3 separate regions of the Homo sapiens genome follow, and regions 1 and 3 are each linked to region 2. Evidence: read pairs that join two places in POLR2A ChIA-PET (ENCODE). Cell type or tissue: HepG2. All regions are shown on one strand. Region 1 overlaps SLC13A3 (solute carrier family 13 member 3). Region 2 has its middle 7.7 kb from the start of ZNF334. Region 3 has its middle 12 kb from the start of TP53RK-DT.

Region 1 (2,500 bases), 110 kb before region 2:
CGGACAGATATTTTTCGGTGAAATGTATTTTAAAAATTGCCTGCCTACAACAAATCTCAAAATAAGAAACAAAAAGGGCAAAGAAGAGAGATTAAGAAGCAGAAGGGGGTGAAAAAACAGCACTCAGGAAGTAAGTGGAAGAGAAAAATAAAGCTATTCTGTTATAAAGGCTGTATCAGACAGAGCAAAATGGGGAAATATTAAAAACATAATCAGAGACATGATATACAGGCTAAAAAAGATTGAACAAAATGAAGTGGAAAAGTAAGAAAGGATGGATGAAAAACAATTAGTATGGAAGACAAAGGAAATCCAACATCAGCATAATTGGTGTTCCTGAAGAAAAAAATAAAATGGAAAACAATATTGGAATCTTTAATAGAAGAACATTTCTCCAAAACTAAAACATATGCAGGTTGAAAGAGCTTACTGTCTTCCAGAAACAGCTTATGGACACTCATCAACACCAAGACAAATTGTGGTAACATTAATGGACTTGAAGCTTAATTAAAAAACCTTATGGATATCCAGGCAAAAAATTCAAGTGAGCTATAAGGGGTGGGAGAAATCAGGCTGGACTCAAATTTCTGCAATAATTAAATATCTGCTAATTCTCAGAGAAAGAACATGTAACCCAATAATTTTACAGATATATCACTTGTGTATTCAGAGGATGCCTTCTTTTTTAAAATATGTGCATATTTGTTGTTGAAGTTTGGAAAATAGAGCATATAAGAAAGAAATCCAAATTTATTCATAATATCATCCCTAAGATAGAAATGTCAATCACACACTTCAAAATGCTTTCACAGACATTTGTCCTAATGGAATCCTCTGTGATGTAGACATCCCAATATTATTATTCCCAATTAGAAGATGAACTAATTTAGGCTCAGTGTGTTCAGTGATTTTCTGCAAAAATTCAGCAGCAAAACCACCTATCCCCAGGCTTCCTGGCCCTTGGGCCTGAGTTCTCTAGAACAGTCTGTCCTATAAAACTTTCTGTGATGATGGAGATGTTCCATATCTGCTCTGTTCAGAATGGTGGACCCTAGTCCCATGTGGCTGTTGAGCACCTGAAATGTGGCTAGTGTTACTAAGAAACTGGAATTTTAAATTTTGTTTGATGTTAATGAACTTGAACTTAAATTCCACATGTGACCCAGGGCTCCACTGTTTAGACAGGCCAGCACTAGAGAGTTGCTTGGTATTCTTTCCCCTTCAAAGGCAGCTGACCACTTTCCATTTCAGCCATCCTCCCAACCTCATCCATATCAAGTTCACCCAGAATCTGGCCTCTAGGGTCAGCCTTGATCATTAGGACTAGCCTCCTTCCCTGTGGCACCTGTCTTCTCCAGATGCAGACTCCGTTAGGCCTTGCCGTCAGTTCCTTCAACCCTAGAGATTTTAGCTGAGTCCCACTGGCTTCTGACGGCAGAGGGAGTAGGCTGGGAGCTAAGCAATGTTTTACCCGAAGCTGCTACTCCTTCTTCCCTGGGCCCGCTCAGCAAGATTCTCCCTCCCAAAATGGAGCCTCTGGACAGAAACAAGTGGCAAGAAAGCAAACTGCTCACCCTGGCTTGACCCAGAAAATAAGTCTGCAAAATCAGACACCTCTCCCAACCTCTGAACTCCAGAAGTTAAAATTGAAAGGAGCAGTGCCTCGGGATCATGTGGCCCCACACTCCTTCCTACCTGAATCTGCCCTTGAAGATCCGAGGGAAGCCTCTATTTTGCAAACACACAGAATGAACCTCAGTGTGGCCACGTGGCTGGTGTGAGTTCATGAAACAGGAGGCCCAGAGGCAGAGGTTGACCAGAGCTGCTGTTGGGTGGAGTAAAATCATGGATCCACCTGGACTCCCCTCTATGATTCCACTATTTCAAACGGACCAGGGCTGGGAGTGATGAGATCTACTCTTAGGCTCTGCATGGTCCTGAAGACACTACACCTCCTCTCCAGACCTCAGTTTATATCTGTAAAATGGGGATTTTAAAATGGAGCAGGGGTTTTCAGTACAGAGTCCGGTGATCCCTACTAATCTGTCAACATCTTGACATTACATTCAGTATTGCGTATGTGTGGGCACATATACAATATGTCGGTTTTTCATTAATTACCGCAGGGGTCCATCCTTCTACCAATTCAAATCACTTAGATGAGAGGTCATAAATTGGTGACTATAGGTTGAATACCACCTGCAGATGTAGTTTTTTTTTTGATTGGCCCACAGTTTCCTTTTAATGAGCAAATCTTTTAAAACTGAGATTTCACATAGAAGCAAAATTTCAAGCTTCTCTTGAAATCAGGAGAGCTGGCATCACGGGACCCACATTCCTGCATCACAACAATCAGAGGAGCTGAGCAGCAGTGGTTGTCCTCGTGGTAGGGGAGGCCCCTGTGTTCCCCACTTCACCACAGTCCCCGCCCCTCCCTATTGCACTCATGACACTGAAGTCCAGTGCCAGCTGTAAGTTACTGTTAAGCTTGGGAACTTTT
Region 2 (2,500 bases):
ATTGTGTGCATGAGCTTCAGGGTAAAACTAGACCTGAAGTGAATACTTACCCCACCACTCTCTAACAGTGTGGTCACAGGCAAGTTATTTATTAGAGTGACAACTTGTCCCTGTTTGCCCAGGACTGCCCCACTTCTAGCATTGAAAGACCCAAGTCTTGGGAAAATTCTATTTCTATTTCTATTTATAAATTATTGGATGTATATTTATATTTAACGTAAGCTTAGTTTACATATTTGTGAAATAGGATCTATAGTATTACTTAACATGTAGCATTGTTCTGAGGATTAACTGTTATAAGAGGTAGAAACTGCTTGCTTGTAGCAAGCCTAAAATGCATTTCATTCTATTCTTTCACAATACTTCCCCCCATTTGGAATTCTATAGCTGTCTGTAATCATCTACATACTGTGGTCTTTCTCACCAGATTCTGAGTAGGCAGTGACCATGCATGACTGGCTTCTTCACCGCTGAGTCCTCTAATCTAATACCATGCCTGGCACATAGTAGGTACCCCCAAAATATTTGTTGGATGAATAAATGAATGGATAATGAATAAAGACTAGTTTTAATCTTAATACCCAAGACCTTTTGCTGAAATCTGGTTCCTTGAGAAAGTTTTGAGGCACAGATTGTGACTTTTTGGAGTTCTCCGGTTGCTAGCAACAGAAAGCATCTCTGGCGAACTAAATCAAAAGGGAATTTGATTTCTATTGGAGTTGGAAAACAAAAAAAGAAAAGAACCAGGGAGAACTCTGGAGATCCATGTAGCTGGAGCTAATGGGCAGTTGCTTCACAGCATTCATGTCAGTATGAACAGGATGAACATTCTACTCAGGATTCAAAATCAAATCCATGATATGCTTGGTTCAGACAATGTGCTTGTATCTAGACCAGGAGCACAATGGGCAACTTGGACCATCTTTCAAGGGCTGTTATTGACAGTTGTACAGGTTGGGCACTCCTCAATTCCAGTAGGCACCACTCATCACAGTCTGAATGGATGGATTCTCTGGAGTTATGCAGTGCACAGCCTATGAGAGTGTATACAGGAGACCTGAGTGGTGGTGGTATAGTTCCCCAAAGGAAAATTGAAGTGTTTGTTATGAGAAAAAGGAGGACCAGAAGAAAAAACAACACGTCCACCACAAATGAATTGACTCGAGTTAACAGCTGTGGGAGGTTGACATTATTTGATGTATCAGCAAGAGCTAGGCCTTCCCAGGCCTTCCTCAGCACTTGCTATCAGCCAGGCCTTCTTTACCTTGCAGCCACAGACACTGAGCCTTCACAGCGAGGTCGCCTGACAAAGCAACAACAAAGTCAGTCTGACAACCACTGGCCTGTGCCAATGCTGCCACTTAGTGGCCTTCATGGAAACCACACTATCCAGTGTGGGCTTGCCAGTCTGCCTTCTTCTTACCTTGTCCCTCTCCCTCCATTCCTTCCCTCCCCTCCCCTCCTCTGCCCTGCCCTCCCCTTCCCTCCTGCAATGCTGGAACTCCTCCTTCTTTGGTTTGGTAGTAAACCCTACCTATACCTTTCTTTTGGCTTGGAATTCCTCTCCTTGATCACTATTTGACCATCTTTATTGGTTATTGGTGTAAAGCAACATCATTTATTATTATTATCTGTCATGATTCTGAAGGTTCACTTATAGGCGGTCCACACTCAGGCAGGTGGTGGCTGGGGATGGAGTCCTCTTGAAGGCTTTCTTATTCACATGTCTGTTGGCTAGGACCTTAGCTGGGAATTTTACCCACAATGTCCACACATGGCCTCCTCATGTAGCCTGGGCTTCCTCATGGCATGGCGTCCAGGTCCCAAGAGTGAGCATCCTCAAACAGAGAGCTGGGCGGAGACTGTATTGCCTTTTATGCCCAGGCCTTGTTAGTCACGTGGCCTCACTTCCACCATATCCTTTTAGTTGAGGCAGTCATGAAGGTCTATCCAGGTTTCAGGGGAGGGGACATAGAGTCCACCTTTTGATGGGGGAGTGATGCAGTAAGAAGAGAAAGTAGGATGGGAGATATTGTAATGGGCATCTTTGGAAAATACAACATGCTTCACCATAACAAACAAGGCCCAACTAGCCAGCCATGTCATTCATAGGCCTGACTGGAGCTCAAACCTGGCAAACTGCACCACACTCTCTGGCCTCTGCACATACTGTTCCTTCTGACCAGAGGAATCCTCTTCACCCTTGGCTGCCAATTCTAATCTATCAGATCCACACTGAATGTTCGCTTCCTCCTGGAGGCTACTTCTGAACCCACTGTCCAGGGTGAGCAGCCATCTCCTCTCTGCCCACAGTACTTGTTCTTATCTCCCTCATAGCACTCATTGCACCTGTCCTGCAAAGGGCTAAACTCTACTTAGACAGGATCTTGCCTCAGGTGCCATTTCCATTTCACTGGCTCACCTCCCATCAACATTAGCTTTCAGGAGGTTTGAATTCACAATCCCCACAGTTGGTCCTCCTCTCACCAAAGGTGATGTG
Region 3 (2,500 bases), 160 kb before region 2:
TTTTCCATCACTTGAAGCCAAAAGCATTCCTAACCAACACAGATAGAGACCCCAGGCCGCCAAAGCCATACTTGTTCATAGCATCTTGCTGCCTTTTACTGTCAGGTTAGAGCCTCTCTATTTAGATCAAAGTGAAGGAGACAGACTAACTCCAGCCCCTTCTTACCAAGGCCTGGGAGGTGAGAACCCGGCACTGAGACCCAGCCTATTCAAGGCCTGGCCAAAGTCTGCCACCAACTCCTTCTGTGAGTTTGGGGAAAATTCTAGACTTCCCTGGGCCTCAGTTTCTCCACCTGTAAAGTGGAAGATTTGATCTAGGTCCAGTGGGTGGCTGTAACTGTAGGCAGTTTTCTTGGGTTCACATAATGTTTGCTTTTTAGTTGCCAATGTTAAACAATTTCATATGCCAATGTTAAACAATTTCAAACATACATATGGATTGTTTCATATGTAAAAATCTAGACATCTGGCTTCTCTGGAAACATCGTCAGGAGATCTTGCCACACGGGACCCTGTTCTAACACCTCTTCTTTTAGAGGGGCCTGTGCTTTCCAATTTGCCCCAGTCTCCACTGCTCCCTATTGCTCTTTGGCTCTGAGTCACTGTTTGTCATCACGCTGGTCCCGTTGTTCTTCTTACAGAGGTAAGAGGAGAGTGAGATATGTCTTACTCCTCTTGTTACTTGTCCCTGAGAGCATTGAATTTGCAACCTTTAGATAAGATGGCATGTATCTTCCCCAGGGCCTCACGGGCATCCCAAAACTCAACAGGTCCCAAAACAAACCCCTGGTTTCACCCATAGTCTCTGCCCCCATCACAAGTTTCCCATCTTAGTAAATGGCAGCCCCAGGAATCCAGAACTTCACCCCAAACCTGGGGGCTCTCTTTGACTCCTGTCTTTCACCAGCTCCCCTCGCCCCCATTCGATCCAGCAAAAGATCCTGCCAGCTTTACTTTCAAAATATAATTAAAAGGTTGGGAGCGTGGCTGCCCTTGGGGGAGGGGCAGTGATTTGGAGGGGGCTTCTGGGGACTTCTAGGGGGATGGACAAGTTCTATTTCTTGAGCTTGATGCTGGTTATGTGGGTGGATTGGGTTTGTAAAACTTCATGAAACTGCAGGCATGTTTATATGTGTACTTTTCAGTATTTATGTTGTACTTCAATAAAAAGCTGTGAGGCCAGGTGGTGGCTTGTGCTTGTAATGCCAGCACTTTGGAATGCCGAGGTGGGCGGATCACCTGAGGTCAGGAGTTCAAGTCCAGTCTGGCCAACATGGCGAAACCCTGTCTCTACTAAAAACACAAAAATTAGCCAGGCATGATGGTGGGCGCCTGTAATCCCAGCTACTTGGGAGGCTGAGACAGGAGAATCGCTTGAACCCAGGAGATGGGGGTTGCAGTGAGCCGAGATCGCCACTGCACTCCAGCCTGGACAGGGTGAGACTCTGTCTCAAAAAAAGAAAAGAAGCTGATGAATTTGGAACTACTCTCCGTTCCCCCTCCTGGCCACCCTGGCGTAGGCCATGTGATCTTTTGCCTGAACCCCTGCAGTTGCCTCTCATGGTTCTCCCCACTTCTGCCGTCGTCCCCACTGTTTCCACGCAGCCCAGGAATTCTATTAAATCTCAGTTCAGATCTGCCAGGCAAGGTGGTGCATGCCTGTAGTCCCAGCGACTGGGGAGGCTGAGGCGGGAAGGATCTCCTGGGCCCAGGAGTTCAAGGCTGCAGTGAGCTGTGATTGCACCACTGCACTCCAGCCTGGATGACACAGTTTAGTTTTAGTTAAAAACAAAATTAAACAAACTAAAGAAAAAGAAAAGAAAAGAAAAAAAGGGGCCGGGCGCAGTGGCTCGTGCCTGTAATCCTAACAATTTGGGAGGCTGAGGTGGGCGGATTGCCTGAGCTCAGGAGTTCGAGACCAGCCTGGGCAACACGGTGAAACCTTGTCTCTACTAAAAAAAAAAAAAAAAAAAAAAAGAGTTGAGAGAGTGGCTGCCCTTGGTGAAGGGGCAGTGATTTGGAGGGGGCTTCTGGGGACTTCTCGGGGGATGGACAAGTTCTATTTCTTGAGCTTGATGCTGGTTATGTGGGTGGATTGGGTTTGTAAAATTTCATGAAACTGCAGGCATGTTTATATGGGTACTTTTCAGTATTTATGTGGTACTTCAATAAAAAGCTGTGAGGCCAGGTGGTGGCTTGTGTCTGTAATGCCAGCACTTTGGAAGGCCGAGGTGGGTAGATCACCTGAGGTCAGGAGTTTAAGACCAGTCTGGCCAACATGGCGAAACCCTGTCTCTACTAAAAACACAAAAATTAGCCGGGCATGATGGCGGGTGCCTGTAATCTCAGCTACTTGGGAGGCTGAGATAGGAGAATCGCTTGAACCCAGGATGTGGAGGTTGCAGTGAGCCGAGATCGCCACTGCACTCCAGCCTGGACAGGGTGAGACTCTGTCTCAAAAAAAGAAAAGAAGCTGATGAATTTGGAACTACTCTCCGTT

The links. ChIA-PET counts read pairs that join two places held together with the same protein. Peaks named below come from ENCODE experiments on the same cell type or tissue, not always from the same donor. Only the 100,000 strongest peaks of a DNase experiment are listed, where the experiment ranks them.
Region 1: POLR2A ChIA-PET joins it to region 2 with 5 read pairs; 1 of 35 experiments calls an interaction of 5 or more read pairs at or near these places.
Region 3: POLR2A ChIA-PET joins it to region 2 with 8 read pairs; 9 of 35 experiments call an interaction of 5 or more read pairs at or near these places.

Annotation. Positions count from the first base shown.
Region 1 is chr20:46,627,346-46,629,845 of GRCh38, reverse strand. The region is part of intron 1 of SLC13A3 (solute carrier family 13 member 3); the gene reads left to right. Among named protein-coding and RNA genes, the nearest start is that of SLC13A3, 23 kb to the left of the region's middle. In HepG2, no CTCF peak of the experiment used is centred here; a DNase peak (open chromatin) is centred at 1,130.
Region 2 is chr20:46,520,035-46,522,534 of GRCh38, reverse strand. No RefSeq gene overlaps it. Among named protein-coding and RNA genes, the nearest start is that of ZNF334, 7.7 kb to the right of the region's middle. In HepG2, a CTCF peak has its summit at 1,355 (motif pointing left); a DNase peak (open chromatin) is centred at 1,324.
Region 3 is chr20:46,675,889-46,678,388 of GRCh38, reverse strand. It overlaps a transcript of SLC13A3 not described here. Among named protein-coding and RNA genes, the nearest start is that of TP53RK-DT, 12 kb to the left of the region's middle. In HepG2, no CTCF peak of the experiment used is centred here; a DNase peak (open chromatin) is centred at 1,198.